Regions from separate parts of the Homo sapiens genome. Here regions 1 and 2 are each linked to region 3. Evidence: chromatin contacts called from ENCODE Hi-C or POLR2A ChIA-PET data. All regions are on one chromosome and are shown on one strand. The core of a region is the stretch at or near the end of the contact, and the rest is flanking DNA. Distances in the headings are between cores, read along the strand shown. Region 1 holds the start of RCAN1 (regulator of calcineurin 1). Region 2 overlaps ITSN1 (intersectin 1). Region 3 has its middle 16 kb from the start of KCNE2.

What was found. Hi-C counts contacts between places; a loop is a spot of excess contacts on that map. ChIA-PET counts read pairs that join two places held with the same protein, here RNA polymerase II (POLR2A). Pooled maps may share reads with other maps.
Region 1: a pooled map shows a loop between it and region 3 (2.9-fold over the local background). The contact joins the promoter of RCAN1 here to the enhancer-like site in region 3. A Hi-C loop is called at or near these places in 1 of 168 maps with a recorded cell type or tissue (CD4-positive, alpha-beta T cell) and 4 of 50 pooled maps.
Region 2: a loop to region 3 is called in a pooled map, with 2.9 times the contacts of the local background. The contact joins two enhancer-like sites. A Hi-C loop is called at or near these places in 5 of 50 pooled maps. POLR2A ChIA-PET finds 5 or more read pairs at or near these places in 4 of 52 experiments (BJ, K562, OCI-LY7 and 1 more).

Annotation. Positions count from the first base shown.
Region 1 is chr21:34,613,684-34,616,383 of GRCh38, forward strand. It overlaps RCAN1 (regulator of calcineurin 1), which reads right to left and starts at 1,430. Exons shown (of 4, transcript NM_004414.7): 1 at 1,077-1,430. The coding sequence starts at 1,328. RefSeq lists silencers at 945-1,044, 1,235-1,664.
Region 2 is chr21:33,893,545-33,896,244 of GRCh38, forward strand. It overlaps ITSN1 (intersectin 1), which reads left to right. Exons shown (of 40, transcript NM_003024.3): 40 at 1-2,700. Among named protein-coding and RNA genes, the nearest start is that of ATP5PO, 21 kb to the right of the region's middle. RefSeq lists enhancers at 1,339-1,925, 1,926-2,511. Within about 2 kb of position 1,352, at least 4 of the 41 ENCODE cell types and tissues checked have a DNase peak (open chromatin) inside an H3K27ac peak, as active enhancers do.
Region 3 is chr21:34,346,761-34,349,460 of GRCh38, forward strand. No RefSeq gene overlaps it. Among named protein-coding and RNA genes, the nearest start is that of KCNE2, 16 kb to the right of the region's middle. Within about 2 kb of position 1,316, at least 2 of the 41 ENCODE cell types and tissues checked have a DNase peak (open chromatin) inside an H3K27ac peak, as active enhancers do.

The DNA.
Region 1 (2,700 bases), core at 180-2,679, 270 kb after region 3:
GCTGCTCTAGAAAGCATGCCTGGAAGCTTACCTAAGCACACGGCCATTGTAATTCCTTTCAGAAAGTAAGTGAACATATAAATTATAAATAAATGACACTTACATACACCATTCTGTTTCACAGTGGTGTTGTATTGGCAGCAGCCTTCAACTATAGTTCATTGACAGCATTTGTGGACCCACAGCCAAGCGCTGAAAGCACTGCTTTTTTTGACAGCTGCTCTCCTAATGGGGCATCTCTCAAAGACCGGTTTCATTCTGTGACGCCCACGTTGTCCACATTTTATTCTGCACAATAACTGCAGATTTGAAATAAATTCTTCCTCCCCACCACCATTATTGATTACTCATACCTGCCCCTCACCCTCCAAAGTGTCTAAATTGTGTGGATTTTGCGGGGGTGGGGGGAGGCGGGGGAAGGAGTCGACTCCCCATGTACTGGGTGTCCCCGATGGCGGCAAGCCACACCTTCACACAAGGGGGCAAGGTTCTTGACTAAATATCCTAAAGGTCTGAAAGATGGTCCCCTTCCCCCCAACACAATTCCACCAAAACTGGCCAGCCGCTGGCTAATGAGCAACCACGGATCCTCACCCAAACATTGGCTTTTCTTCCAATAGTGCAGATTGGGAATGCAGGGACGTCGTCCTATTTATGAACACTGAGTCACGTCGCCGCTCAATGTCTGTTTCCTCCTCCCTAGGAATGAGGTGACCCCCTCCTCCAGCGAGTAAATGCGGGGCGATGGCGAGAGCGCAGGGGGCGGCGGCGCTGCCCCACCTTGGGGAGCGAATTCACCCCCCTAGTCGCACCAGCCTGGGCGCACACGGGGGCCGGGGCGAGCCTGTGGGACTCTGCAGTGAGCTCCGCGCGCCCCGGGGGTGCTAGGGGACCGGGACCCTCGGGGCGCCGTCCCCACGCCCCAGCCCTGACGGGTCCGCGGCCGAGCAGCCCGGGGGACGTCGCTGCCTCCCCGCCCCGCGCGCGGCCGGGACTGGGCGCTGCGACCCGCGCCGCCTCCTCGGGCAACAAGTGTCCGCCCTCCGCCCCGACGGCCCGCCCGGCGCGGTCCTCACCCGGCACAGGCCGTCCACGAACACGCGCGGGTCCAGGTGACAGGCGATGGTGGCGCTGGGCAGGTCCTGCAGGTCCACCTCCTCCATCTCGCAGTCAATGAAGCTCCAGTCGCCGCCGCCCTCGTCCGCCTCGGCCGCCCCCGAGAGGGGCGCGAAGGGCCGCAGCGTCACCCCGGGCCGCGCTCGCGCCTCGGCCGCCTCCGCCGCCTCCGCCGCGGCCCCGAGCTGGGGACCGGCCACGCCGTCCTCCATCCCCGCGCCCGCGCGACCCTGTGCGCCCCAGCGGGCTGCTCCGGGCTTGCGCGCCGGAGCCTCACGCGCTCCGGTCCGCGCCCGGCCGGCGGCTCCGCCGTTAACCCCCTCGGAATCGCGCGGCGGCAGGCGGCGGGCTGTCAGCAGTCTCCCAGCGACACGGCCTCCCAGCGCCAGCCCCGCCCGTCACCGTTCCGCGCGGGAGGGGCAGAAGCCCGGCGCGGCGACCGCCCCCCCAGCCCCTAGGGCCGGCCACCGGCAGATCCAACGGTGGCCCCTTTAAGGCCGGCGCCGGTTGGGTTATTGTACCCCGCCCTTCCAGGAGACGGGGCCAATAAAGGAACGGAATTCTCTTCACGTGACCTTCCTTCTGCCGCCCGAAGCCCGAAGCCTCAGGGCGGCCATGTTGGTTAGGGGCAAAGTCCTCGTCCCCAGTTCCGCTTTTCTGACAGCTGGTGCCAGCTGAAGGACGCCGGGCAGAGTCCTCGGCTCTTGGGCCCTTGGGGTGATAACTGGGGAGGCAACGTTTTTGTGGTTCCCATGCGGGGACGTTTTGAAGCACAGGGGCCCACTTTTGGGAATTTAAGCGAGACATAGTCTCCCTGTGGCTCTGTGGCCCCTGGCAAGTGGTTAGATGCTTACCGTATATTATCAGATATAGTCGCAATAAAGACTGAACTAGACCATGATAACAATGCCTTACTTTTCTATTTCAGCGTATTAGTCACTATACCATTGTGAAAATTTATGTAATTAGAAGTAATTTTTCTGAATTACCATTATATGCTATGTACAATAGGACATAACGAAAGAATTAAGAGATCACCCCTTTCCTTTGGGGAATAGCGGAAAAATAAGAGGACCTCAAGTGAGCAGACATGTCTCTTCCTGAAAAATAGAATTCTTTTTTGGACAGTATGATACAGTGAGAACTTGGGTCTGAATTTCAGCTTTGCTTTTTAACTACTTGTACAAATAAGCTGAATCTTAGTTTCCTCATCTGAAAAAAATGAAGACATATTACTAAGAATTCAGTCAGTGCTTAATAAATGGTAGCTGTTTATGCACTGGGTTCTTTGGAGGTTGTGAAATTACAGTTATATTTTTTCTTAGAGTAGGCTTACTCTCTAGTTAGGAAGTGTTAGTAATTATAACAAAAAGTATATCCAACAGCTGAGATTTATTCAGAACTTGCCATGTGCACGGTTCTATGATTACTATTATCATAGTCTTAGGACAGTTTGTGTCCTCAGGGAGCTAAACCCAAGAGGAATAATAATACCCATCTAGAGATAACTCATAAAATAGAATATGATATGAGGATGTGAAGAAATTGGAACCGTCATACTGTGAAAGGGAAATCTTGGGCCCC
Region 2 (2,700 bases), core at 102-2,601, 450 kb before region 3:
ACGCCACTGCACTCCAGCCTGGGTAACAGAGCGAGAGTCCTTCTCAAAACAAACAAAAAAAGAGCTAATGCAGACCTCTTCTGGTTAGACCTGACACGGAGGAAGTAATTGGCTGGTCAACTTAATGGCGCCCCACAGCTTCCTCTGGATCCTGCTTCTTTGTACTTGGAACACAGTTTATTTGAGCTAGAGGAAAGGAAAGTTCTAGAATTCCTGTTTCCTCAGCCTGCACTGTATCAGATCCAGGATATGTCTGCATTTCATCAGGATCAAGTAAGATACATAACCTTATATCTGTAGGAGCCAGAAAAAAAAAAATCTATTCCTGATAGGCATGGAAACTTAGTCCACATGAAAGACAGAAGACATCTAACAGCTGTCTGTCTTGGGAGCATTAAAACCCAGACACCAAGACACACTAGACAGTCCATCTCTGGGTTGTGATCTCTCAGAAACATCTTAGTAGTTAATGCACTGTTCATTTAGGGAGTCCCCATCCTGGTCCAGGCCACCCTCCTAGAAGCTGGGCGGCAGCTGGACGGGCCTGCCTTGGTGGCATTCAAGCAAGCCTAATTGGATTAGGTTGGTGCAAAAGTGATTGCGGTTTTTGCCATTGCTTTTGATGGCAAACTAACTTTAAGTCATTAAAATAAGACCCAACGCTTATAAAAGAGTTCATATCCACCTCCCAATAACTTCTTTAGTTCCATGCAGCCTCAATCAGTTCCTCCATTCAAAGGAACCCTCTTTACCCTGGCCCTGGGGGAGCCATATTACACCCACATCATAATTTTTCTGACACTATGTGTGCTTGTCAAATTTCAGGGTCAGTTTCCCCTTATTGGATGTCAGGGGTGTTTTGTGAGTTGTGTTTTAATAGGATTCTGTTCGATTTTCTATACCAGCCTATATTGTTACTATCATCTGCCTAGTATGAATATTTTAGTATTCAAAGCCCACCAGATAAAGCTGTGTTCAGAAGTGGACTTTTTGGTCAGCCTTGAAAAAAAAAAAATCAGCATTTCTCTGATATTTCCTGAGGATTAACCAGAAACTAAGGTTTCTTTTTAGGCAGTGGTAAGAATGCGTATTTTCTTCTTCCAGAAGTTCTGGTTTTATACTTTTATCTTTTGAAAGAATAACATTCCTGTGCGACTCTGCTTCTCTTCGCTTTTGCATTTCTCTTTTTTAACTCAAATCTCTTATTTCCTGCCGTTCCTGTATCTAAACAGAATGGGGGCCTCAGGCAGACAGGAACCAAAGAAAGGGTGTAGTGGCTTTGCAGCGTTGGGTGAGCAGCAGCCGCTGCCATTCTGTGCACTGTCACCGGCGGGGGTGGAGGGTCTCCCTGTAGGAGGAGGAAACTCGCTGTTTTCACTGGCAGATTTCAAGGTGCCGGCTCCACCTACCGCAGCTGCTAGGCATTGCTCTTGTGTAGATCGCAGAAGGAGTTATTGGTGATGTGGGGTGTAGGGGAAGACAGGAAAACGGACTCAGAGCTAGGAATGTGGGCCTGGCAGAGACCGAAGGCTGGGTGGGAAGGAAGCTCGCGGCGAGCCTAGGGTTCAAGCCTAGCGCGCCAGGGGTCTCCAGTGAGACCTTGCTCTTCCCTGCCGCTGAGGCTGGGGCTGCACGGAGGTCCTCAGGCTTCCCACCCTTTCTGCATCAGCTTTAGTGTCTGTCGGCTGGGTGGACTGCAGGGCAGGTGACCTGGAGGAGGCCCTGCTCCCCAGCAAGCGTTCTAGGAGTTACGGTGTGCTCTATTGGGATTGGATTACAGTCTCTACTTGTAGACTTTGACTTCTGGAATTTTAGGTGGAAGGGAATTTTTGTTGGTGGGACGCAGCAGCTCAGTGCGTGGTGTGTGCATGCGTGTTTGTGCGTGCGTGTGCATGTATGTGTTTGTGCGTGCACGTGTGCGTGTGTGTGCATGGGTTTGCGTGCATGCATGTGTGTGCGTGCGCGTGTTTGTGTGTGCATGTGTGTGTGTCTACGTGTGTGTGCACGCATGTGTGTGCGTGTATGTGTGCGTGTGTGCATGTTTGTGAGTGCATGTGTTTGTGCGTGTGTGCGTATTTGTGTGTGTGCGTGTGTGTGCGTGTGTATGTGCGTGTATGCATGTGCATGTTTGTGTGTGCGTGCATATGTGTATGTGTGTGCGCGTGCGTGTGCGTGCATGTGTGCGCATGCGTGTGTACCTACCCACACCTAGGGGGATGCATGGCTCTGTGCCTTGGAGAGGGAAACAGGAAATACGTTGCTCCACAGTCCTGTCATCCTGGTCAGGACTAGTCGCGTGGTTTGCGGACAGAGTGCAAAATGAAAATGCGAGGCCCCTTGTTCAGGTGATGAAGCATTTCTAGACAGTGAGAGGAGAGCATTAAGCCAAGCTCAGGTCCCTTCTGAGTGCATAGCCCCTTGTGGCTGCCAGGCAGCACACCCAGGAGGCCGGCCCTGACCACACTGTTCTCTGCTGGTTCCCGAAGCTGATGGGCTCTGTCTTAGGTCTTCTTACTTTGAAAGGTCTCCCGGCAGGCTGTGGCAAGCTGCGCGGATACACTTTTCTAAACGTCTGCATTTATTTCCTAAAAGCACAAATGGCCTGGACTAGCTAGTGGGTGTGGAACCGAGCCCCTAGTTCACAGCTGTACCCCAAGGCTGGAGAGGGGGTTGCCGGTGGTGGCAGGAGCTCTGGGCTCC
Region 3 (2,700 bases), core at 66-2,565:
AGAAGATGTTTAACACAAATCATTGGTGTCAAAAAACTGCAGCGAGGCCGGGCATGGTGGCTCACACGTGTAATCCCAGAACTTTGAGAGGCCAAGGCCGGCAGATCACTTGAGGCCAGGAGTTCGCCATCAGCCTGGCTAACATGCTGAAACCCCATCTTTATTAAAAATATGAAAATTAGCCGGGCGTCGTGGTTCACACCTGTAATTCCAGCTACTCGGGAGGCTGAGACAGAGAATCACTTGAATCCAGGAGGTGGAGGTTGCAGTGAGCCGAGATCGCGCCACTGCACTCTAGCCTGGGAGACAGAGCGAGACTACACCTTAAAAATCAGACAAACAAACAAACAAAAAACCTGCAATGAAAGATGGACTTGTTAAGAGTCACTGAGATGGATTTGGGATGGCAGAGTGGATTTGCTGAAGGAATGAATGAAAAATAGGTCTGTGACTGACAATGAAGCCTGTTACAGTGGTTGAAGTTGAATCTGCATCTTAAATTCAGTGTAGGCTAACTTTTGCTCTAACCGAAAGCTAGGGTCACAAGCCATCCTGCTTTGCCTGGGACTAATGGGATACTCAGGACACAGGATGGAAAAGTTCTCAGGCAAACTAGTGCAAATTGGCCACCCTACTTAAAATTCAAAGAAAAGAGAACGAGGAAGAAAACTCCTGTGTAGGAACTATCCAAACTAGGAAAAATAACCATGAGAGGTCACTGGGACATGAAGCATATATGAGCAGTTATTTTTCTCCTTTTATGGGAGAATGAAGAAAAAGAAAATAATCTACCCATGTAGAAAGAAATAGAGGGAAATTAATGAGTTATGAGAAAATGGGCATTGACAATCAAAACAAAAGGGCTTACATTCTTAAAACATTCTCGAACAAACCTGGCATTAAACAAAGCTACTGATACATTTTAACTTCATCTGCACAGATAACTGCAAAGAAATGCATGGCTTTTAATCACTCCAAATGCTGTAAGGGTCTGAACACATCCATTTCCCAAGAGCATCTGTGTTCAGAACAGGTGAAGTTAGAATAAGCAGCGGTTTAAAATAATGTTTAGTAAGAAAAGTTTAATGTTATACCTAGATGTTGTATTTCTTTACCGGTTGCTGTAAAGTGTATCCTTTTTAGAAAGACGTGCAGATGTTAATAGTTAATGATTTTCAAGGAAGCAAGGATGTCTGCTATTTTAATAAAGAGCTTACTGTGCTAGAAATGTCATAGTTAGTCTGGAAGCATGCACCGTGATGTCAGATCAGTTGAGGGCTCTGGCAAAGTGTAGCTGGTCCCTTGGATTAATAAAGCTCAGATTTGGCGCCACCTGGCGGCAGCTACCCAAATTTCAGGTACAGAACCCAGGAAGAGAGAAACACATCGCGCATTTTAAGCTTAGCCAGTGGCAGAAGGCCAGGCGCGGTGGCTCACGCCTGTAATCCTAGCACTTTGGGAGGCCGAGGCAGGAGGATCGCTTGAGCCCAGGAGTTGGAGACCAGCCTGGACAACATGGCGACATCCCATCTCTACAAAAAATACAAAAATTAGGCGTGGTGGCGCGTGCCAGGCTGAGGTGGGAGGATCTGTTGAGCCCAGGAGGTCAAGGCTGCAGTGAGCCCTGACTGCAACACTACACTCCAGCCTGGGTGATAGAGTGAGACCCTGTCTCAAAAAAAAAAAAAAAAAAAAAAAAAAAAAAAAAAAAAGGCAGCAAAGGCCATTTCTATCACCAAAAGCAATATTTTATGCATTTTTGAATTGTGAGTTGTGCAAAAGAACCTGGGTCCTCTTGTCCAAAACTTTTCATTCAGAGTATGAGTTTTTGTAGCCTTTTTTTCTCAGCTGTCAGATGAGGTTCTTTGTAACTACCTTGCAGGGTTGGCATAAAACCAGAGCCATGGTATATAAAGTTTCTTACACCATGAAATACTACGCAGCCACAGAAAAGAACAAGATCAAGTCCTTTGCAGGAACATGGATGGAGCTGGAGGCCATTATCCTTAGCAAACTAACACAGGGACCAAAAACCTGATACCGTGTGTTCTCACTTATAAGTGGAAGCTAAATGGTGAGAACCGATGGACACAAGGAGGGGAACAACAGACACGGGAGCCTACTTGAGGGTGGATGGTGGGAGGAGGGAGGGGAGCAGGAAAGACAACTATTGGATACTAGGCTTAGTACCTGGGTGACAAAATAATCTTTACAACAAACCCCCATGACACAAGTTTATCTATATAACAACCCCTGCACGTGTACCCCCAAACCTAAAATATAAGTTTTTTTTACAAGAAGCTATTACTTTAAATAAATAAATAAATAAATAAATAAATAAATAAGGTTTCTTGCACATTGCCTGGCACTCAGGAGTTGCTCAATAAATGGGAGTAGCTGAGCTGGTAGCAATGGCTGCTGACGTTACTGATGGGCAGGGTGAACCTGAAAGTGCTGGCTGTGGGCTGTAGGTTCAGATTGCACTTGAACTTTGCTGCCACCAGTAATTTCCTGAGAGTGGATAATGCAGGGTTGCTTGAACAGTCGAGACACATGAGAATCTGAAAGTGCTGCTGGAGCCTGGGCTCTCTAACGGAAGCAGAGCACAAGGTCAAGTTTCCTGGGCAAGACCTTTCCCAGAGGCTCGAACAAGGACCTAAGTTCTTGCCCAACCTTTGACAAGTTTCCAGAGATGTTATG